2 separate regions of the Homo sapiens genome follow, and region 2 is linked to region 1. A link is an interaction called in ENCODE POLR2A ChIA-PET data of the cell type or tissue named here. Cell type or tissue: PC-3. All regions are shown on one strand. Links, peaks and the distances in the headings refer to the core of each region. The heading gives the core; the rest is flanking DNA. Region 1 overlaps LOC101929485 (a long non-coding RNA gene). Region 2 overlaps LOC101929485 (a long non-coding RNA gene).

The links. Peaks named below come from ENCODE experiments on the same cell type or tissue, not always from the same donor. Only the 100,000 strongest peaks of a DNase experiment are listed, where the experiment ranks them.
Region 2: POLR2A ChIA-PET joins it to region 1 with 11 read pairs; 3 of 35 experiments call an interaction of 5 or more read pairs at or near these places.

Annotation. Positions count from the first base shown.
Region 1 is chr3:106,573,007-106,585,355 of GRCh38, forward strand. All of the region lies in intron 2 of LOC101929485 (a long non-coding RNA gene), which reads right to left. Among named protein-coding and RNA genes, the nearest start is that of LINC00882, 660 kb to the right of the region's middle. In PC-3, for the core only: no CTCF peak of the experiment used is centred there; a DNase peak (open chromatin) is centred at 6,095; H3K27ac peaks cover 357 bases.
Region 2 is chr3:106,444,740-106,457,088 of GRCh38, forward strand. All of the region lies in intron 5 of LOC101929485 (a long non-coding RNA gene), which reads right to left. Among named protein-coding and RNA genes, the nearest start is that of CBLB, 580 kb to the left of the region's middle. In PC-3, for the core only: no CTCF peak of the experiment used is centred there; no DNase peak of the experiment used is centred there.

The DNA.
Region 1 (12,349 bases), core at 3,229-8,228:
CACACATACACACACATATATATACACCTATATATATATAGAGTAGTTTATTAAGTATTAACTCACAGAATCACAAGGTTCCACAATAGGCTATCTGCAAGCTGAGGAGTAAGGAGAGCCAGTCTGAGTCCCAAAACTGAAGAACTTGGAGTCCGATGTTCAAAGGCAGGAAGCATCCAGCATGGGAGAAAGATGTAGGATGGGAGGCTAGGCCAGTCTAGTCTTTTCAAGTTTTGCTGCCTGCTTTATATTCTAGCTGCTGCACTGGCAGCTGTTTAGATGGTGCCCACCCAGATTAAGTGTGGGTCTGCCTTTCCCAGCCCACTGATGCGAATGTTAATCTCCTTTGGCAACACCCTCACAGACACATCCAGGATCAATACTTTGCATCCTTCAATACAATCAAGTTGACAGTATTAGCCATCACTGTGTGGTATGTATTAAGGAATCTTTCTCAGATGGGGCTAAATTTGATGACATGGGAAGATGGCAGGGCTACCTAACCTTAGCTTCACAGTTCTCCCATGCTCAGATGTTCCCTTCCTTCCCTACAAAGTGCAGCCTCCTCTGAGGCTACTGGGTTTTCTTGTAAACACGTTCGCTACAGCTGGACCCTGTTGTACAATCTGTTTCTCCACCATTAAAAGGAGAGCAATGAAGAGTTTATTAGATAAAAGCACTTACTAAATTAACTTTGGCCCAAAGTGGCCCTGTACATAGTGAACTGTACCCTAGCTTGATGTGCTTGATGTGTAAACAAGTTGCAACTTAACCTAGAAGTATACACCTTCTTAATCAAGCAGCTGAGTTCCAGGAAAGCTGCCAAATTATGCCCAAATAAGGCAAATGCCTGACTGTACCAATCAGGTAATCGCTGTCTCTCATTTTCTGTTTTCTGGTTATAAATATAGCTTAACACATAGGAGGTGGGGGGCATTTCTGAATCATCGTGGGTCTTAGGTGGTGCCCAGTTCTTGAAACTTTTCTTGCTTAAATTAACTTTGTTAAATTCAACCAGTCTGAGGGATTTTTTTCTTCAAACTGAGCACAATAAATCAATTCTATATGTTTTTATTACTCCTTTTTTAGACATTCCATTTTTATTGTGAATAAATTGATTTCTACCTAATTGGATTTCCATTAAAGAAAATATGAGAGAGGAAGAGAGAGAAACAAAAAACACTGCATCCTATATCATTCTTTTTAAAATGAGTAGAGACTTAACAGATGGGAAAAGTGTATTCAGAGAAATTAACAGCATTTTAACTGCAAGGACCTGGCAGGTATTGTGGGAGAGTGAAAGGATACTTAACAGCTTCTGCCCTCTCTGAGCTACTATATCATGATTCTAACACTGTAGGTGTTTGTTATTTCATAGCATCTTTAAACAAGAACAAAATATGCGTTGCAGAAGACTGTAACAACATTCTGTAAAGGGATCCACACCAAGTGGTATTTCTTTAAGATGATCCCCATTTTAAACCATTTGCAATTGCATTTCTTGTCAGAACTCTCCACTCCTCAACATTGAAGTCAGCTTCCTGAGGCTTCCCCCAACCACCATTTGCAGTGTATCCTCAGACATTTGCTCTGGTACTCTCTGATTTCCTCTTTTATTTTCCTTAGAATATTTGTCACTATCTAGATCATTTTATTCATTCATTCATTCATTCATTCATTCATGTCCTTGTATGCTGGGGAATGTAAGCTCTCTGAGGTTAGGGCTTTCTCAGTCTATCACTCTTATCAACGGGGAATTATAACATTTTCTCGTACTTTGGAAGTGCTAAAAAGACAGAATGAAGTTTTGACCACTTATAGTGGATTCTGATGCTGCCTCCTGTAATTCCTCAGTAAGAAACTGTTTATGAGCCTTAATCAATTTCCTAAGGACAGTTTGTCAAATCAGAGCCATCTTCTGTGTGGAGTACTTCCTACTGCTCCCACTATTCTAGCGGGTTCTGAATGCCGTTTTTGTGCCCCAGGGCCCTAATCACCCTAAAGTGATATTTTATTATGTTTATTAAGTGCTTTTTAAGTCTGAAAATGGTAGAGTTATATTACAACTCAGTTTCTCTAATAAAGAAACTTGTCTGCTTTATCTGTATGCTTCCTCAATGAGACTAGCTTAAGAATCTTCTGGGAAAAAAAGTCTCTCTTTGTTTTCAGTCACACTGAAATTTAATGCTTGCCAAGCAGTTTATCTGTTTTATAGCAATAGCTTAGGATGTTACTGGTTAATCATTTTGTGTTCAACATCATGTTCATTACACATGCATGTGAAAAAATACCTGACTCATATGTTACAAGCTGTTAGCTCCTGGACTGACCTTCCCCCGAGACTTTTGTACCCACCACCCACTGTTGAGCTGTAAAGTGTTTAAATTTTAGGTCTTTTTCAACCTTTGAAAATGGGGAGCTTGCATATAAAATTCAACATAACAAGCTTCTCTTAAAAATCTAAAGTTCTGGGGGAAATAGGCCTATGTTCCTACATGTTAATGATCTGCTTGGGCTGGTAGTAACTGCTCACTTTGGGTGGTCATGAAGACCCCAGTAGGCCAACTTCTCAACTGTTCCTGTTGCTCCTCCCCAAATGAAATCCAGCATCCGTCCCTTTCATCATCATAGATCTGTGTTCTTCCAGTTATTTTGACTGCTTGAGCTCTGGAGGATCTAAATTTTGGGTCATGTCCTAAAAAATTTAGTAAAGCTAATATAATTTTATATTTCACTTAAAAAGTCAACTATAACAACACTAAATATTAGTAATATATTTATTGTATTATTCATAAGCCATTTAGAAAAAAAAATTGTGGGACAGACTGGTCTCTGCAGAAGACCACCTCTGCAGGGGAAAATATTACTTACATGGGCGTAGGAATTGTTTTGCTCAAAAAACAAAATCATGTTATATTGAATAAAGGCATAGCTTTACTCATAGAGTTAAAGGAGTAGCATGTTTTCTCCTAATACATTCAAATCATAGCCTGTTGAAGAAGACTGAGCTTGTTTTGAATCCTTACTTTCCTTTTACCCTCTTTGAGACTTTGACAAGTCACTCAAACTCTATGAATATCAGATCTTTCATTTGTGGGTTAGTAACATGTGTATGTACTTCTATGAGAGCCAATAAGGAAAAATGCCAATATATATAAAGTGCTTAGTCGTGTATCTAGCCAAAATCCAGATGGTTCTTGATTAGTAATGGTTTGACTTATTTTTTCAAATTTATGTTCGATATATTGGACATAACCCCATGGTAAATCAAGAGACATCTGGACTTAATGATGGTCCCACTTAAGATTTTTCAACTTCGTGATGGCTTTATCAGGGTAGTAAACACACTTTTAACTTATGATATGTTTAACTTATGATAAGTTTATCAGGCTATAGCCCCATCATAAGTATAGGAGCATCTGCAGTCTGTCCTCTGTATTTTAGTCTTCACCATATCCCCGTTTTCTAAATGTCATCCTATTTAGAAAGCATCCAAGCTGATGCCAGGATAAAAAGCGAATTTTAAAAAGCCAATTTTATGTATTTAAACTTTTTTTTGGTCTAAAGACAAGGTAATATTGAAACTGGTCCAACTGTCCCATATAACTGATGTTTACTGTTTTTGTTTTTTGTTTTGTTTTGTTTTTGTTGGGGGTTGGGTTTTTGGGTTTTTTGGATAAACACAGAAATTAACCCCACTGGTCTGAAAGCTTGAAATTTATATTTGTCTTACCTGAGTTCTTTCCTCAGGAAACCAACCCTCAGGCCCCCTAGATAGTATCAAGAAACTGAAATTCACCAGATCACTACATCAGGACAATGAGATTCCAGACCTATCGTGATTCCTGTTTACCAACTCCTCTTCCTTATCCCTCCCTAATGCCTCTTTTCCCACAGGTACTTACATTTCTTCCCTGCTGTATAAATCTCTAGTTTTAGTCAGTTGAAGAGATGGATTTAAGAATCACACCTCATTTCCTTGTCTGCAACACCTGTATAAAGCTCTCCTCCCTGGCTCAGTGATTGACTTCCTGTGCTGCAAGCAGCAGGACCTAGACAAAGCTCCTGGCATTCAGGTAACAATATTAGTACCGAAACACAAATACGTACAGTCATTTATACCAAATATGTACCAAAAACATACCAAGGTGAAATATTGTTTATGGTTCTCATATTGCTGGATTTCATGAAACAACATTTTTGAAAGATTAAACAGAATTTTTTTCTTTTCTTTCTGAGCAAGAACATTCACACACAGTAAAACAAAAGGGTTGTCATTCATTATTACCAACATTTTATATAAGAAATGATATTTTAATAACCCCCAAAAGGTAAAAAAGACCCAGTCTGAAAATGAGACAGCTTTGTAAGTTCAATCAATTTAACCTAGTGACAAACTTTCCAGATGGTTCTAATTATTCTTATTTTTCTATGACTGTAAAAACATTGTTAGAACCTAGAGTCAGACAGTAGATCAGTGTTTGAGAACCATTTGTGCAGGCTACACTTAAAGTTTTTGTTTCAATAGCCAACGCTACTGATGTATATTTAATTTATATTTGGAAAAATTAACTTGACCTAATTAGATGATTATGTCCCTCAAACAATCACACAGTCCTTCACCACTGAGATTAAGTGAATGTTCATAAATTTCTGTGCTTAAAACTAAAACCACCATGAGATACCTTACTCCTACAAGGATGGCCATAACTAAAAAATAAAAAAAAAATAGATGTTGGCATGCATGTGGTGAAAAGGGAACACTTTTACACTGCTGGTGGGAATGTAAACTAGTACAACCAGGATAAAAAACAGTATGGAGATTCCTAAAAGAACTAAAAGTAGATCTACTATTTGATCCAGCAATCCCACTACCGGGTATCTTCCTAGAGGAAAAGAAGTCATTATATGAAAAATACCCTTGCACATGCATGTTTATAGCAGCACAATTCACAATTGCAAAAATATTGAACCAGCCCAAATGCCCATCAATCAAATGGGTAAAGAAAATTATACATATATACATACGTGTGTGTATGTGTAGTGTGTATGTGTGTTTCCTTCAGCCAAGGAAATGAGACATCATTCTTAAATCCATCTCCTCAACTGACTAAAATTAGAGGTTTATACAGCAGGGAAGAAATGTAAGTACACACACACACATACATGCACACCGTGGAATACTACTCAGACATAAAAGGAGCAAAATCATGTCTTTTGCAGCAATTTGGATGGAGTTAGTGACCAATATTCTAAGTGAAGTAACTCAGAAATGGAAAACCAAATACCATATGTTCTAACTTAGAAGTGCGAGGTAAGCTATGAGGATGCAGACATATACACAGTGATATAATGAACTTTGGCAACGTGAGGTTGGGGGATGAGAAGTGGGTAAGGGATAAAATACTACCAGAGTACACTGCTCAAGTGACAGTGCACGAAAATCTCAGAATTCACCACTAAACAACTCATCCATGTAATCTAAAACCACCTGTACCCCCAAAACTATTGAAATTAAAAAAAAATATTCTGTGCTTGATGGGTTGGATGGGGGAAGGAAAGAGATATGGTATGTCTTCTCTCCCAGGTCCTTTCTGGGTTATCTTAATGGGTTATCTTGGGAATGAGGCTTGAGGAAAACACTTTTAAAAAGGGGGCATGATCCACTGACTTTTTTTTTTTTAATGCCTTTCTTTTTTTAACTGCTTAGAATAAAATTATGGCTGTGGAGCATATATTATAAGATGCTGAGTCAAAGGCCCCCAAAATCACAAATCCTTAGCCCTGACATGCTTGAGATGCTGAACCAGTACTAGTAATTGCCTATGCTATGTTTGCTTATAATGTAAGAAACATATATCCTTTTATGCTAATGCTGTTGTAGTCAAATCACCTCCTTGCAGCCAAACTCAATCCCTAACTCACACAAATATAATAAATAGAAAAACAAAAAAAATAATTTCCTCAGTAGCAAAATATTAAAAAAAAAGCAATGGGAAGACTATATTACTTCACATCTTAAAGATTGGTGGATAATTACATTTGTGTCATAGGTCAGTTTGTTTTGTGAGACATTTAAAAGTACAGTCTGGATGAGCTCATTATTTGTCATTTCATATATAAGAGTTAGACAAAAAGGCGTGCTTTTTACATAGGCTATGAGTTGAATTGTGTCTCCTACCAAAAGACATATTGAAGTCCTAACCTCTATTACCTGAGAATGTGACCTTATTTGGAACTTGGATCCTTTCAGAGGTAATTAGTTAAATTAAGAAAAGGTCATTCTGGAGTAGGATAATCCTTAATGCAATAGGACTGATATCCTTATAAGAAAAGAAAAAAGAGACTCACAGGAAGAATACCATGTGACAACTGAGGTAGAGAGGAAGTGCTGCAGCTGCAAAAGCAAAGGAATGCCGAAGATCAATGGCCACCATCAGAAGCCAGTAAGGGGCAAGGCAGGATTCCATGCAGAGTCTCAGGGGAAGTGCAGGTCTGCTGATGCCTTGCTTTTGGAGTAGACTCCAGAACTGTAAAAGAATAAATTTCTGTTGTATTAGGCCACGAGTTTGTGGTACTACATTAGAGAAACCCTAGAAGATAAATACAACACAAAAACCAAAATATTTATATTCTAAAATGTATTTTAAGAGTTGCAATTAAGAGTATTATGAGTCTAATTTGAATAACTTTTCTGGTTATAGATTTTCTGATTTTTTTTGTCTTACATGGTATAGAGACACTAAAAGAAAAAAATAAAAACTGCCTACAATCTCAATATCCACAAAAGTCACTCACATTTTACAGTATTTGCTTTCAATATTTTGTGTACAAAATTTGTATATGATAATTTTATGAATGTGTATATGACTGCCCATTTGTGTATTATGTGGGTGAAAGAAAAAGAAAGACATCATGTAAATAATGTATTACATTCCTCTCTCACTCTTTTGTCCCTTTCTTCTATAAATATTCAGAGAACACTGTGAATGCCCAGGCATTCTCCTGGGTACTAGGAATACAGTGGTGAATATATCAGGCAACATGTATTGTTTTGATATGTTTTGCAATTTAATTCCTTATATGAAAGACACAGGCTGGCATTTCCAAAACAGTGTTAAAACGGAGCGGCACAGGTTGTTATGGGAGAACATACACTGGTACCAAGACCCCATAGGAAAATTTGAGAAATATTTTTGGGAGGAAATCAAGCCTCAGCTGATGTCAGATTGATGAGCAGCAGTTGGCCAGGGAGAAAGAAGCAAAAGTGTTCCAAGCAGATGGAGAAGCTTAGACAAAGACTTGTGGGCAGCAGAGACAGGACATATTTGAGGAACATAAAGAAGCTCAGCATTTCCAGAATATTAGTAGAAGGGGGAGCAGTGGCAAGAGATGAGGTATGCAAGGGCCAGGCCATGCAGGGGCTTCTAAATGCTATATTAAAGTTGGATTATCTTAATACTGTGAGACGGGAAAAAGTTCATGTAGATGAAATTAAATGATCAGATTTGCATTTCAGGGAGATCTGTTGGATAATGTGGGGAGTTATTGAAAAAGAGGAAGGCAGCTGACATGGCCTGTGGGAAAGATGATGGCATCCTTAAATGTGGCATCAATAGGAGAGTTGACATTGGCATAACAAACTTATTAACTAACTAAAAACACAGTGAGGGCAAGAGAATGATGAGGGTTAATCCCAGATTTCTGGCCTGGCCTATTTCTATTTATTTATTTATTTATTTATTTATTATTTTTTATGTTTTCTTTCTTGAGACAGAGTCTCACTCTGTGGCCCAGGCTGGAGTGCAGTGGCACAATCCTGGCCCACTGCAACCTCCATCTCCTGGGTTCAAGCGATTCTCCTGCCTTGGCCTCCCGAGTAGCTGGGATTACAGGAGCCCACCACCACATCCAGCTAAGTTTTGTATTTTTGGTAGAGATGGGGTTTCATCATGTTGGCCAGGCTGGTCTCGAACTCCTGACCTCGTGATCTGCCCACCTCGGCCTCCCAAAGTGCTGGGATTATAGGCATGAGCCAACACTGGCCTGGCCTACTTCTTGATAAGTCGTGAGAAGGCATAGAAGACACAGGAAGAAGAGAAAGTTTAGGGTGAATGAGACAACAGAGATAATGAATATTTGACATTTTGAATTTGAAGTGACTTCCAGGCATCTATATGGGTAGACACTTAGGGAATGTGGCTAACCCATAATAAAGAATTTTGAGCCAGAGATTAGCATTTTGGACTTGTCAGTAATATTTGACAGTGTTGAAGCTTTGAGACTAGATAAGAGTGTACCTTGAGAATATTGGGACTGAAAAGAAAACGATTGACTGAATTTGGAGAAGCACCCAGATTTCAGGGGCGGGCAGAGTAAGTGAACTTACACCAGGAACAGCAAAGCAGAAACCAGAACAGAGAAGGAATCAGGAGTCTTTGATGTTATAGAAGTCAAGTGGAGATTGCATGTCATGGAGGATATCATCATATGGTTATAATGATTCAAACAATTTAGTTCTGAAATAAGACTTGGAAGATCAATGGAAATTGCAGTGAGTCTAGAAAGAAATATATAAATATATATGGGAATGTACTTTATGACAAAAGCAACCATTTAAATTGGTGGCAGAGGAGCTGGATTATTTATAATAGTAAATGCTATTGGGTCAAGTAACTAGTTGTATGGGAATATGTATATAGGACATACTTTTTCTTCTTTTCTTATGCTAATACAATTTCCAGATGCACCAGAAATGTACATAATTACAAAGTAAGGTGTCAAAGTACTTTAAAGTCATACTAGTGAATTTTTTAAACAGTGTTGGAATAGGAAAAGCCATTTTACATATGACATGAAGGCCAGGAACCATAAAGAAAAAGATGCATACATATAGGTAAATACAAACTTAAAACGTATCTATAGAAAAAATGACACAAAATGCAGATCAACAAAATATGAAGGAAACCTTACAATATATTTGGAAAAGGACTACTATCACTCCTGTACATGAGGCTTTAAAGAGCTAGTAATAGTAGTGTTTGCCATTATTATTATTTATTATTTTCATTTTCTTTCCAGTACAGCTTAAAGTCCCTTGTCATCATTTTAACATATCTCTCTCACTCAGAAGCATCTTCAACACATTTGCTTTTTCCTGTCCCATTCTTGGACTTTTGAATAAATATAATAGTCTGTATTTCAAAGGCATTTTATAAACTAACGTACATATTTTTAAAGCCCTCAGAAACTACATTTCAATATTCTATGTAATTCAAACCATGCCTGAGTTAAGAATTTTCTTACTCTGAATCACATAGTAAGATAAAGATGGGATTTTCCAGCATGCTACATTTTATGGATAGACACCAAGATCAGTTAGTTTGAATTATTCCTCTACATGAATCATTCTCGGGAGTAACTTAGGCACTTAGAGTGAATAAACTTTGGTTCTGAAAGAGTTAATACAACTCCTTAACTTTCCCACAATTGTTTTCATGTATTACTGGAATTAGACGTCATATATAATATGTATTCATTGTAAAAAGTCTCTCTCTTACAAAAGGAACTACTGTAATTCAAGAAACCATTTTAAACTAATATGTATTTCATGATTTCCAGTTTATTGCATGCTTAAAAATATTGTACTGTTTGAATCCCACAACAATCTTTTGAATAATGAGAATATAATTTTGTAAGATCCCCATTTTATACATGAAGCTGGTAAGGTTAACATAAATGATATAAATTGCTAAAGGACATTCAGCAAGAAAAACTTCAAGCCTAGCACTGTAGCCTGTTTCATTATTTTTATTCTATTTATGTTTAATTGTTTATAATATATTTTTTGAACCCATGGTTGTTATTACCTTTGTCCTTACAAGAGAAAGAAGCAAAGAGAGTTAAGCTACATTATTGGTCACAAGATATTGTATCAGAAGAGAGAATCTAATAGCATTACAGGGTCATTGCTTTCTAATCATAAAATACAAATAGCATAGAATCTCTAATTTAAAAACATATTGATTATATGTATTAAGATCATGGTTGCTTTTAGCAAATATTACCAATCCAAAATTGAGGGAATTTTGAAGGACTGTTTCACAGTGATCAGAGGTATACTTGGAAGCTCTAATTCCTACTGCTAAGAAGGTAACACACTCATCCTCTTTTCAAGCGCATGGTTTCCTAACACATCCGAAGCATGGTTAATGATTTTTTTCTCAAACGTGACCATGTTGGCCTCTTTGACTGTAGAAATCACAGAGGAAATTCATTACCTTTAGGAACTTGTCTTTTCTTCACATTTCTTTTTTAAAAAAAGAAGAAATACCAACCATGGTGTAGGTCATGCTGATGGAACAGCTAAAGACCTTTATCCCCTCCCTGAAGAAGCTCACAGTGGAATGAAAGCCATCAGGCGCGTCAATCAACAAGGATGGTAAATGCACGTGTACATCAAGGAATGCATTACTAAAACAAATAGCACTAAGCAATCTCTTATAAATCCTCCCAAATCTAGCAGTGTTCAAAGTTCAATTATTACTGTGGACAAGACATCCATGCTAAAGTGAATCTAGAATTTCACCTAATTTTCTTCCTTACTCATTTCATAATTTCCACTCTATATTTTAATTTATTCTCTTTTCCCCTTAGCAGAAACGTACATATTAAACTACTAGATAGATAACTGGTTAAAGTAGAATTGTAGCCTTTTTTTCACAACACGTAATTTTGGGTAAATCCAAACCAACGCAACAGCAATTTTTAGAAAAAAGCCACAACGGACACTATACCTACCCACAACAGATAGTTATTCTCTATCTGCCTGAGAACGTGTGTTTGTTATAATCACTTCATGACAAGAACAACAAATGAGTCTCCCAAGGCTGCCAAGCCTAGAGCTGTCAGCCGGATCTACAAAAACAGAGCCTCCGTATTTGTGGCTTTCTGACTGACAGCCACGTTTTCAACACTTCTGGTGATCAGTTGGGTTCAGTGTCACCTACTATGTGATTTGTAATTTAAATTCCCAAGTAATTAGAGCCTAATATTACTCCTTAAACATTTCTCATTCTCCTTTTTAACTTGTTTATCTACCTGTTCTTGAAAATAGCTTTTCTTCCTAAAACAACCTTTTAGCTTCACTTGAAATAAAGGTTGAGTAGTAATGAATTAGTCAGGGCTGTTTACTAACCTTCACAGCTCACTGAAGGTCTTTGGTAACAGAGGTATAGCTAAATAGCTAAATATAAGTAGGGGACAGTGAATATGTGTGCATGCCTATATTTGTTTTTTAGCTACTTTTTTTCGCTGGTGCAGAACAAGTGCAACATGAATCAGAAAAAAAAAAAAAGGAAATCACAAAGACTTTGAGAAGATAATATGCTGCGGCTGATGAAACATAAAAATCTAACCTGCCAAGCCACTGACAGTCTATTCTCCTTTCTCCTCTGATGCTTTGCTCTGCAAAGTGTCAGGGCAGTGACTGAAGCAGAGAAGCAGCAGCTTGTTTTCCCTTCACATTAATTTTATCTTCCTAAAACTTAACCACTTATCTTCTAAACTATTTTATCACTCACTTCCCCTCCAACACACACTAAATGCTCTAAAGCTATGTTATCCTCAGAAGCCCTTTCCCTTGTGTCAGGCCCAGTTTTTTCTTGATGAAAACTTTTAAGGATGGCAACCAATGGTTATATAAGAATCTTCCCAATTCAGAATTCAACCAAAAATTTCAGGGTGCTTTACTCTGAAAAATAAAGATAAACGAGGTAAATGTTAAGACACATCTAATTTAGGCTGTGATGAACAGTACAACTGGTCGATTAGATTGGCAAACTATATACCATGATCATATATCTTATACAAAACAAACTATATGTTTGTATGTATGTATATGTGTGTGTGTGTGCGTGTGTGCGCATGCGTGTGTGTGTGCATACTCTGAAATAACATACACAAATAGGCCAACAAAGGTTAGCTGTCCAATGGAGTGGGGGCATGTAAAGAATAATTTTTTTGACAATATAATGAATTTTATATTGTGCTTCAACTCATATATTATGTATGAATAGTGTTTTCAAAGAAGCATAGGTTAATTTTTTTATTAAAAAAAGAAATTTAAGAATATGGAATTACATAACCCAAGTTGAATGTATTAGCACATAATTTTTTTTTCAGCTTATCTGACCAGAATTCCTGACCCTCAGACTTGCTACAGGCAAAATTTCCAAATAGAAACTGTATTTCAAAAATAATGACAAGGATTAAAGTTTAGAATAGAAATATTTTTATCAATTCTAATAACACATGAAATGGTTAACAAAGCATATTGCTTCCATCTAAT
Region 2 (12,349 bases), core at 4,333-9,332, 130 kb before region 1:
ATAAAGCATTCATACCACTATTCTTGCAGCTCACTAGTAAGTAATATATTTTTAAATATCCTTCTCAGTGTATTGGTCTTTTATAATATGCTTACAGTTATATTTTAAGCTTTATTATTTTAATTATTTAAAAATCCATAATTATTAAAATTTTAAAAATATAGGTAAGTTCTATAGTTATAAACAGCTACAAAAAGGCTCTGTTAATTTTCATATATATCTACATATACAATGTTTATCGATCTATCTATCTATCTATGGAAAAGCAAGGAAACTTCTACCCCATGCTCATTAATGTCTTTTTGGATCCTTAGCCAATTTATGAAACACAATTCTATTTAGTGTTAGAAGGTCTATTGTCCTCTTCAGGCCATGATTAGGTCGTTATCAGCTTCAGTTGCTTTTTTTTTTTTTTTGAGACAGAGTCTAGCTCTGTCACCCTGGCTGGAGTTCAGTGGCATGATCTCAGCTCATTGCAACCTCTGCCTCCCAGGCTCAAATGATTCTCCTGCCTCAGCATCCCAAATAGCTGGGACTACAGGTATGCGCCACAAATGCCCAGCTATTTTTTGTATTTTTAGTAGAGACGGGGTTTCACCATGTTAGCCAGGTGGGTCTCGAACTGCTGACCTCAGGCAATCTGCCCCCTTCACACTTCCAAAGTGCTGAGATTACAGGCGTGAGCCACCGCGCCTGGCCCAGCTGCTTTTTAGGTAGGTGATAAGTAACTCCAATTGCTGAGAACATCGTCTTGAAACCATGTTTTCCTGGTAGCCTCCAAATAAGAGTTTTCTCCTCTAAAGACTCCAATATCATGTTCTGGTGAGTGTTCCTCAGCATGTGGTGAGAGCTGAAGTGGTGGCAGTCACTACTGATTGTGAGCAAGATAATTTTAGGGTGTATGAGATTAGCCACTAATTTAAATTGTTATCTCTTTCTTTTACCTGTCAACAGTTTTTTTGATCCCTTAAGATCACTTGTCACTTAGGTCAGCACCTAAATGCATTTGATACTACTCTAATTAATGTTAGAAAATAAGAGGAGTTTCACAACATTTGGCATATAAGTACAATTTAACAATATTAAATTACATTTCGTTGTATTTTTTGGGTGCTTACATTTTACATATGACAATAATGCTGGTTTTTCTATTCACAGTGTCGGTAAAAAGCTATCTTTTCAATAAACTTAATTTTCAAAGTGTGTATATTCATATGATAGAATACTCAGCAATGAAAAACAAATGAACTATTGATGCATGCAGCAACATTAGTGTGTAGAATGTTATGTTGTGTGAAGGACGCCAGATACTCAAGAAAAATACTGTATGTTTCTGTTGAAAGAGAACTCAAGAAGGGGCTAAACTAAGTTATAATAAAAAAATCAATAGTGTTTGCCTATGAGAAACTCTGGTTGACTGGAAAGGGGCATAAGGAAACTTTATAGAGTGGCGGAAATGTTCTGTATCCTGATTTCATGGTGTTTACACAGGTGTATAAATTTGTCAAAACTCATATAACTACACTTACCATCCACGTATTTTTACGTACACTTTAACTCAGTAAAGAGAGAGGGAGGGAGAAGGGAAGACAGAGGTAGAGCAAGAGAGAGTTTTGGGCAAAAGACTAGATATACTACATTGTGTTACACTGATTTGACTGAGACTGGGAATTGTCTTTCTCAGAATCTCTTTTCCTGTGTGGCTGAGAGAGGTTCTGCACAATTCAGAAGGCAGCTGTGAAGGAGTAGTCATTGTTACCAAAGGTAGCTGTGGTTAGACACGATGTCTGTCCATTACAGAGGTGCCCAGACTGTCCTTGCTAGCTTTGCTCCTTGCCCAGCTCCTCTTCCTGACTGCCCATCCTGTTGACCAATGGCAGCCCCAGGGGTACCCCAGACGTTTAGCTGTGTAGCCCAGTAGCTGCTTCTGGCTATGCAGCTTGTAGCTATTTTTATAGACTCTTTACAAAATTCCCCTTGGCAGTCTCACTTCAGAGGTGAATATATTTGATTTCTCACATGTTCCTACTACATATTGTCAGATAAAACGCAGGATATCAGTGAAATTTAAACTTTAGATAAACAATCAAATAGAAAAATTATACTCATATATTGCTTAAAGATGTTTATACTAAAAAGATGTGTTATTATCTGAAATTCAAATGTAATGGGGTGTTCTGTATTTTTAGTTGCTAAATCTGGCAATCTTATCCTTTAAGCTCTGACTGGATACCTGTACCTGTCCATCGATGGGGTGATGAGATCCTTTCTCTCTCTCTCAGACCTTCACTTCCCCTGCTTGTTGCGCATTATTGTAAGGTCTAATTACTATAAGTAACTAATCTAGTTAATGTCATAAAAATACATTATTTGTGCAACTCTTATGGTGGCTCTATTTTCCTGACTAAACTCTGACTGATATGGGAGGGGGGTCAGTTTAAAGGGAAACTTTAATTAAATGTACATTCATAAGAAAGTCACCTATGATCAAATTTCAGCAAGTGGTACAGCTGCTCTAACACTGCACATTTCTCTTCCTTTGACATTGTGGTTCACAGGACAGATCCTTTTCATGGAGTTTAGTTCAGCACTACGCTTACATAGGTGTGATACAAATTTGTTTTTCCTCATCTTTAAGCAGACATAGCACATTCTAACATACCTTAACTACGCTCAGAGAAGTCAACCTGCTATTATCATGAACAGACCATGGTTTTGGAGTCTAACAGGCCTGAAAACATATTTATTTTGTAACTATGTGATCTTGGACAGATTAGATAACTTCTTTAAATTTTGCTTTACAAGTCTGCAATGTGGTCTAGATAATCTCTCCTCTACATGGTTACTGTGAGAATTATTTCACATATGAAGAGTTCCTAATACAGTGACTACTACACAGTAGATATTATTTTTCATTGGCCACTTTTCTTGGTGGGAAGATATCTGTTTCTATCTTCTAAAATATTTATCTTTCATAACCTGGAGGCTTGTACAAGTCTTGTATAACCAACTTTCAGCCCTCTGGCTCTGGGAAATATATTCAAATTTCTGAAGTCTTTCATTCTGTCATGAACTTGCAATGCCCTTTCCTCTCTTAGAAAGCAGGGACACTCTGGCATTTACTTTAATACTTTAAACCTTAAGATATTAAGGTTTAATACCTTTGGGCTACATATATATGAGACATTTGATTTTGATGACATGTTTACATTTTTAAGATCATAGAAACTGGTTGTTTCAGATGATTTTAGTTACTGGTATTTTGTTTAACTCCCTAAAGGAGTAAGAGAACCTTTATGAAAACCCCAATTTTTGTCTTTTATCTTTGGCAGAAGGAAGTAAACCAAGTCTGTAAATAATAAAAAGTCAGGGCTGATGTATTGCCAAAATAAGGAATAGATGAGTCACAAAAGCAAAAGGAAAGGTTGAACTAGCCAGATATTTGATGACATTAAAGAATTATTATTTTTAAATGAAATAATGCTATTATGTTTCTGTTAAAGGAAAAGAATCCATGCCTTTTAAAAATTAAAAAGAAAACAGAAATGTTGAAAAGTATTCTTTGAGATGAAGAAATAAAAATATTAAAAATATATTATCCAGAGTAAGGTGACACTGATATAATCAAATAGAGACATTAAAATTCTTGGCTCCCCCTTGGGAGCGGAAGAGGAGCATCCTAGGTTGAATCAGAAATAGTCATTCAAAAAACAGAAGTAATGACAGAAACAAATGAAATGGGGAGAGACACCAATTTGTGAAAACACAGGAAATGTTCTGTCCTTTTACTCCTCCTCTGAGCACTCACCCATCTCCCAGCTACCTCATAAGTCTTCATTCATCCTCGTCCTAACTCTTGGTTTCTTTATTTCCCCGAATCACTGCTTTAATATGGTTTGACTGTGTCCCCACCCAAATCTCATCTTGAGCTGTAGCTCCCATAATTCCCATGTGTGGTGGGAGTGACTCAGTGGGAGGTAATTGAATCATGGGGGTGGGTCTTTCCTGTGCTGTTCTTGTGATAATGCATATGTCTCATGAGAGCTGATGGTTTTAAAAAGGGGAGTTCCCCTACCCAAGCTCTCTTGCCTGCTGCCATGTAAGATGTGACTTTGCTCTTCCTTTGCCTTCCACCATGATTGTGAGGCCTCCCCAGCCATGTTGGACTGTGAGTCAATTAAACCTCTTTCCTTTATAGATTACCCAGTCTCAGTTATGTCTTTATTAGCAGCATGAAAACAGGCTAATACACTGCTCACAGATCTTCTACTCCTACCACTTTCTGCAAAGTTTCAAGAGCTTCTTCATGTTTCTCAATTCCTGCATTCATTCAATTCTGCAGTGCTTTTCTTCAGTGGATCTTGGGGAACATGCAGTTATATTATATCCCTCTCTCTATCTATTCTTCCTCTTTCAATTTCCCGGTCAGCGAATTGAATGTCTATCCACCCAGCTGTATCTATTCTAATCCAGTAGTCTCTCAGATGCATTTATTTCACTACTATTATCTGTTGCCTGAAATATTGAGGTTGTTTCTTAAGTAAGCCATCCTGCCTTCAAGGTTTTGAAGTGAGAGGCAAGATTTGCAGACCATAGAATTCCAACATTTTAAGTCTCATTTACACAAGCAATTTAAAAAATAGTCATAAATAAGAAATCTGTGTAAAGGATGATTAGCAGGAAACAAGTATTGCAGTCTATCAGAAAAAGTCTCAATAAGCCATTCCTTTTTGTAGCTTAAGAAATAAATTCCAGTCATGTGTTCCTTTGTACTTATACTACGAGAGAGTCTCAAATCATACCAGCCATAAAAGTAGAAGATGCAAACACCAGAGCAGATCATGGTTCCGATGGTAAGGAAACAGAGACAATCTCTGATTGTTTTAGTTCCCCATAAATGCAACTAGTTAGCAGACACTTGTTCTTTGATTAACTTTGTGTCTCCAGAATAGTGACACTCTTGGCTTTACAAATAATAAAATCCAGTGGACATTTAAAAAGAAAGATTCCAAGACAAGAATTTGGGTTTTAGAAGTTTATTTAGGAGGCAGCAAAATGAGGAAGTAGGAAAACTGGGGAAAGGTGCCCTCTGAGAGACCATATAGAGTACACCTCAGAATTCCAGGACCTACAAAGCCTGCTACAGAATTTTATCTACCAGCCTCAATCCCTCATTGGTTGATAGTTGCTTATGGGAACATTAATTCTCCAGCACGTTTGCCCTGTACCACTCACGGGTCAGACTGCTCTCTTAGACATAAAGACACGGTGCTTAAGGGATTCACAGTAGTGTACATGGGAAGCTGCAGCTGATCTCCAGGGAGTGCTGAAGGGATGTAGGTGGGGCACCAACTTTGTCTGTTACAAAACAGAAGAAGGGTTAGTCACCAATACATCTCAAGAAGTCACATTAACAGACCTATAAATTGGTTCTAGAGCCAATTCTACATCTTAAATTTACAGAATCTCTGTAAAGGGATGCACAGTGGGAAGAAACCTTTGGTCCATATGATATTAAGTTCTCATCACAAATAGGAAATCTAGCAGAGAGTTATTCCTAACACTTCACAGGCTTCCTCATGGTGAATCAACGCAGAGGTGTGCTGCACCCAGTAAAAACTTCCTACATGCATATTGAGCTTTCTTAAAAGATAATTCAAAATAATCTGGGCCTCTCTTCTCCCTCAGATCTAGTACCCCTTCTCAATACTGCCTTCAAACCCTCCATACAGTAAAATAGCAATTTTTGTTTAGTAAGAAATAATTTTGTGACTTGGGAAGTTGTTATAAGTTATATATATGTATATAAAATATAATTTATATATCATATATGTTATTAAGTCATATATAAAAATATATTAAAAATCAGTCTAAATATTTCAAGGATAATTTTCATCATCTTATAAAACTAAAATATTGTTCTAATTTTTCTCCATTCATGGCATAGGAAAAATTCCAGTGGTCATCCAATAAAATCAGTCAACAAATTTGAAATTTAGTATAAAAGCTCCATATATTACCAGGCACAGTGGCTCATGCCTGTAATCCCAGCACTATGGGAGGCCGAAGTGGGCAGATTGCTTGAACCTAGGAGTTTGAGACCAGCCCGGATGATGTGGTGAAACCCTATCTCTACAAAAAGATACAAAAATTAGCTGGGTATGGCGGTACGTGCCTACAGTCCCAGCTGCTGGGGGGCTGAGGTGGGAGGATCATTTGAGCCCAGGAGGTAGAGGCTGCAGTGAGCCATTATCACACCACTGCACTCCAGCTTGGGTGACAGAGTGAGACACTGTCTCAAAAAGAAAAAAGAAAAAGCCTCACAGACAGCAGGAAGAATGAAACACTATAAAATATTTGCTTTCAATTTATTACTGAAGACTATAAACAGTTTTCAGTGTTTCATAAATATCAAAAATATATACTTTCTTCTGAAAATTGAAATATTAGTCCTTTGTTTATGTAATTTATAAGTGATTTAGCTCATTTTTGCCAATTACTTGTATAATGTACATTTGAAATAATTACTATTGTCTGACTAGAACTGAGCATTTTCTTTCTGTTCACTGGTAGTTCAGCACTCTGTATAATTATATAGACATCTTTCTTTCCTTTTGTATATTTTTTTGGGTGTGTGCCTTATCCTTGCCAGCTTATACTTGCCAGCTATTTGGTGTTCATTTCTATGGAAGCAATTATTACAGATACAGACTACCCGCCACAGCATAGTTCCTATCACTATTTGTTAGCCAAAGTAATTCTTCTACAGGGGTAATTAATATAGAATGGTGGCTGTTAAAACTTGACAAGAAGCCTCCCTGTCGCTAGATGACTTATTATCCAACCCTGATTGGGAAAATGGTATTGATGTAACTTATTCCTGTATAATGGAAATTTGGTGGATCCTGATTTTTATTATGAAATCCAAAGTGTGATAAGTGGCCCCTTTTTAGACCCTAGCAAGTAGGGTGCAGAACCATGATTAAAGTTTAGACAGTCAAAAACTTTTAAAATTTGAGTTAGTCATGTAAAGGTAAAGTTTGGAATTCATTTCCTTGACACTGACCAGTGGTAGTTGTGAGCTACTGACCCAGGTGGGCGTTTGTACACTGGTAGTCCCAAGAGTGGACTGTTCACCAGACTATTCCTGGAATATAGCCTTGGCTGGGTTTCTTGGACTATCTAAAGTCCTGTCATTCCTGAGCTAAATTCTCAAGCTTTCCAATGGCTTCTGTGACCTATCCAGTATCCTTCCAACAATTAACTTTTTACTGCTTAAATCTATCCTAATAATTTTGATGCCTACAAACTAGTACCCTGACTGACATATGCATTTTATTATAATATTAATAATGATGGTGAGTTCTTAAATGTGTGAAATTTGTCTTAGTTTTCAAAGTACTTTCACATGCATTATCATATTTAGCTCCAGGATATCAGATGAAAATAATGAGCCTCAAAGAAGTTAAATGATTTAGCAAGGTCATGCTGCTAGGAAGTGACAGGGCTTGAATTTGGCCTCCTGGCACACTGTCCAGTGTGCTTTGTTTGCTTGTTTTTTATACTGCACTATGCTTCTTTGTCTAGAAATGCAAAACTGGCCACTGATTTCATTCAAAATAAACGTTTCAATTACAAAATCTTGTACAACTCAAATCAGTACTAATTGAACAAAACAATGGATGATTAGCCAAATGTTTTACATTTTTGCTGGCTTTTGCAAAATATATCTGACAAATCCACACTGTCTTTTCTTTTTCTGCACTTTAATTTTTCATCAAGAACCAGAACAATGAAATGAATGCTGATTCAAATTGTAACATTTAGGAATTTTAGAACGGGGGCAACTTAACTTTTCAGAGGCTAAAAGTATAAGGCAATCAGAGCTTTTGAATGTCAGAAGGACTCTCAGGAATACTTGTAACGTGATTGGAAACTTCTAGCACCACCAAGTAACATTAGAGTGCAGTATTAGTTACAGCTTTCTGGGACAAATACTAAGAACGTAGTGCTTCTGAAAAATATTTTTAAGTGTATTTTAAATGCTGATTGCATTAGCCAAGGTTCTCCAAAGAAAGAGAACCAATAGGACATATAGAGAGATATATAAGAGAAGATTTATTATGGTAATTGGCTCATATAATTATGGAGGCTGAGAAGATCCACAATATGCCATCTGTAAGCTGGGGAACCAGGAAAGCACATGGTATAATTTAGTCCAAGTCCAAAAATCTGGGAACTAGGGGAGCCAATGGTGTAACTCCCACTCCCAAGCCAAATGTCTGAGCACCAGGGGAAGAAGAGAGACAGGAGCTGATGATATCAGGCTGGGGTAAGTCCTCAAAAGGCATCATCTAAAGCCTGAGAACCAGCAGCTCTGATGTCTGAGGGCAGGAAAAGACAATGTTCCAGCTCAAGCCAAGCTTCCTCCTCTTTTTTTATTTTATTCAGGTCCTAAACAGATTAGATGATACCTTCTCACATCAGTGAGGGAAGATCTTTTTTACCCAGTCTGCTAATTCAAATGCTAATCACTTCTGGTAACAACTTTTACAGACACATCCAGAAATACTGTTTTACCAGCTATCTGGGCTTACACTAGTCACATTGACAAATACAATTAAGTAGCATCACGTGGCTAAAATATAATTACTTTTTATATAAGTACTTGTACACATGTGTCTATTCTTCCTAATATTCTCTACTTACCCCCAAGATTGAATAAAAATATAAGTAATTGCTTAATTGCTTAATAATTAATAGCTTAATAATTAAATATAATAAAAAATATATTAATCTCCTCATAGTAACTACCCTGCAAGTCAGCCTTGGTCGAACATCATCCCTATCAGACCTCTGAAGGTTTTAACCTTCAAGGAAGATTATTAAATCTTAAAAAACACACAATCAGTATGGGGCAGGGAAGAGGAAGTTGCATTTCTGTTTTGCACTGGGCTTTGTTCTAGGTGACATGTCTTGGTGTATTAGTTAGACATTAGCATGTGGGATGTCTATTAAGGAGTCATTGTATGTGATAAACACCTATTGGAAAAACAAAACAGAATTTGGCACAGAGAGAAGCCAAACTGCATGTAAGTCTCAGTGAAGGCTTCAGCTGATCCTGAGGGGAGTACAGAGGATGAGAGAACCCATTGGAACTGTTATAAATTTGGTTGAAAGGACCAAGTCTTTATACTCACACCTCTGTCAGTCATTGGATTTGGGCTGCCCCAGGAAGCAGGTGTGACTTGGGGTGAAAGTCTCTTCAACAGAGGTAGTACCTGAAGGGGATGACAGCTGAGGGCTGTCTGTTGCAGCATCCTGGCAGTTGGTATACTAAAATTTTCATTTCTGAAAAAGCTTCTAGATAATGCATTGTAGTGTCCACCACATAGTGTGTCAGCTGCTATTGAGAGGCAAAATATGTCAAGACCTGAGACTTGACCATTGGTGGAAGTCACTGGTGTACTCTTTTTCTTAATGATGGATGCTTACAACATTTGTGTTAAGTTTCAGGCCATAAAAAAATGTGTAGCTCTTCTTACTTGATAGTGAATAAACCATTTTCTGGATCTTCTCCCTGGCTCAACTGGATCAAAAACTATTTTCTCACTGTAGCCTAAGGAATGTCACCTACTGATTTCCTTTGTCCTGGCTTATATCTCACATTTAGAGTTAGAAGTAGAATTCATTTCCCCTAAAACATTTATATTGTGCAGGGGAAGTGTGGAAACTTGAATGAAAATAGGGGCATTGTCAAGAGAGGGGAAAGCATATATTGGGGAACTAATCATAATGACTAACAATGGATACCGCATTACTTAGTTTCTGTGTTCATTTGGAATAATTGATTTCACTAATTTATGCAACAAATCTTTGTTTAGACCAGGTCGCGTTGCTCACTCCTGTAATCCCAGCACTTTGGGAGGCCAAGGAGGGAAGATTGTTTGAGCTCAGGAGTTTGAGACCAGCCTGGGCAACACAGTGGGACCCCATCTCTACAAAAAATAAGAATTAGCCAGGCATGGTGGTGCATGCATGTAGTCCCAGCCTGCAAGGCTGAGGTGGGAGGACCCCTTGAGCCTCGGGGGATGAGACTACAGTGAGCTATAATTGCACCACTGTAATCCAGCCTGGGTGACAGATTGAGACCCTGTCTCAAAAGAAAAAAAAATTATTGTTAACTTTAGGCCAGGTACCAAGGATTCAGCTGCATACTAGACATAACGTGTCTATGCTCCTTGATTTAGTGTTTTCCAGAGGGAGGAAGAAAAAACAAATAACAAGTCTTATAGATTGTGTTAATTGCACTTAAGCAAACAAAGACAACAATATGACTGACATTAAGAGACGATGTTTCAGAAATGTGATCAGAGAGGATTTCATTAGAAAGTGATATTTTCAGCAACCCTGTATTATTTTGCTTTCTTTCTTTCTTTCTTTTTTTTTTTTTTTTGAGATGGAGTTAGGTTCAAGTGATTCTTCTGCCTCAGCCTCCTGAGTAGCTGGGATTACAGGCATGCACCACCACACCTGGCTAATTTTGTATTTTTAGGAGAGACGGGGTTTCTCTATGTTGGTCAGGCTAGTCTCGAACTCCTGACCTCAGGTGATCCGCCCACCTCGGCCTCCCAGAGTGCTGGGATTACAGGCGTGAGCCACCGCACCTGGCCTTTTATTTACTGTTAAAAAAAAAGGAGTAAAAGAGAGCAAAAGAAGAAGTAAGGAGGGAGTGAAGGAGGAAAAGTATTGAAGAACAAAAGATTTACTAAAGATTGCACACTAGATTATTCTTTTATGCTGCTGTTGTTACTTTGGAGGAAATTAGAATATGCTCCATTCTACTGCCATGAAAATCTAAAAATCTTATACCTGTCTCAGAGAAAGGCCAGAGAAAATTGCTATATATAAAACTACTAGATTTAAATGGCTATCAATGTTCTTGAAACTTTAATTAGCCTGAGTGGTACTTAAAGCCATGCAGTCAGGAAGGAAGATGGTGGGGAGGGAAGAGAAGTGGATTATGCAGCTGTTTCAGGGGCATACACTTCCACAAAAATATTATGCAGAGCCCAGCATGAAATAGATTCTTAGCATATGCTTATTGAGTAAACATATGCATATTAAAAATTTTCTATATAAATAGCACTAACAAACATATTGACTACCTACTCAGTATAATGCCTTCTCCCACGTTTTTGTAATTGAAAAGAAACTGTATGATTAACAGTGATAACTGATTCTTAGAGAACAAATTTATACACTGAGATCACATAAGAATGCACAAGGAGCAGTGTATGAAATCTTAAATGAACAAGCAATGCCATGAAATTGCTCCTTTGGTGCTAAAAACCAAACTTATTGGTTTGGGGAAATGGAGATGATATTGTCTAGTTTATTTGGTGTCATTATGTATTATAAAATCCATTCCAATTTAGTTACATCTGAAAATTCATTGTAATAAACTTTATTTACTCCACTAACTCAGATGAAAATTATGTTTTAGGAAGTAGAAACAGTAGTAGTTTGGGTAGAGAATAAAAAAATGTATTCTAGAAGTCGGTGAGCACATAGATAGCTAGTAGAGGACTGCATGGGAGCTAATTTCCAAATATGGTCCCCAAATGAATCAAGGTTCTTCATAATTTCCTTCTTCTATGGCCCCTTCCACAGTGATTGGAATTGGCCTTGTATAATCAAGAGAATACAGCAGAAGTGATGCTGAGTGACATTTGAGATTAGGTCATGTCAAGCCTTGCAACTTTCACTTGAGTTTCTTAAAATGCTCCTTCTGGAAGTCAGTGCCATGAAAGTATTCCAGCTACTGTGAGACTCCTACACTCTTCAGAGAGGCCACTTAGACAAAAAGAGATGCTTGACTCCACTCAGCTATTTCAATCCACGCATCACATGCAAGAAAATAAGCTATCTTGATTTCTTTGAACTCTATTAGACCCCATAGAGGAGAATAGAAAAACCAAGTTGACCTCTAGAACTAAAGCGCTGGAAGTGGCCCCAGTGATGCCATGCCAATCATCTCCAGTCATTTCAGCCACTCCAGCTGAGGCCCAAACTTGCAGGAAGAGGGAAAAGCCATCCCACCATGCCCTGACAAAATACCTGAACCACAGAATGAACATACATATAAATTGTTGCTATTTAACCTGCTAAAAGTTTGGAATGGTTTGTTACTCAGGAATATATACCAGAACCAAAATTTGGTACCAGAGGCAGGTTTTTTTTTTGTTGTTAACAAAAATGCAAAGCATGTGCCTTTGAATTTGGGAGCTTGTGTTGAGTGGAGGAGTAAAGGATCCCAAGTAGACTGTGAGAGTGGAAAAAGAATGCA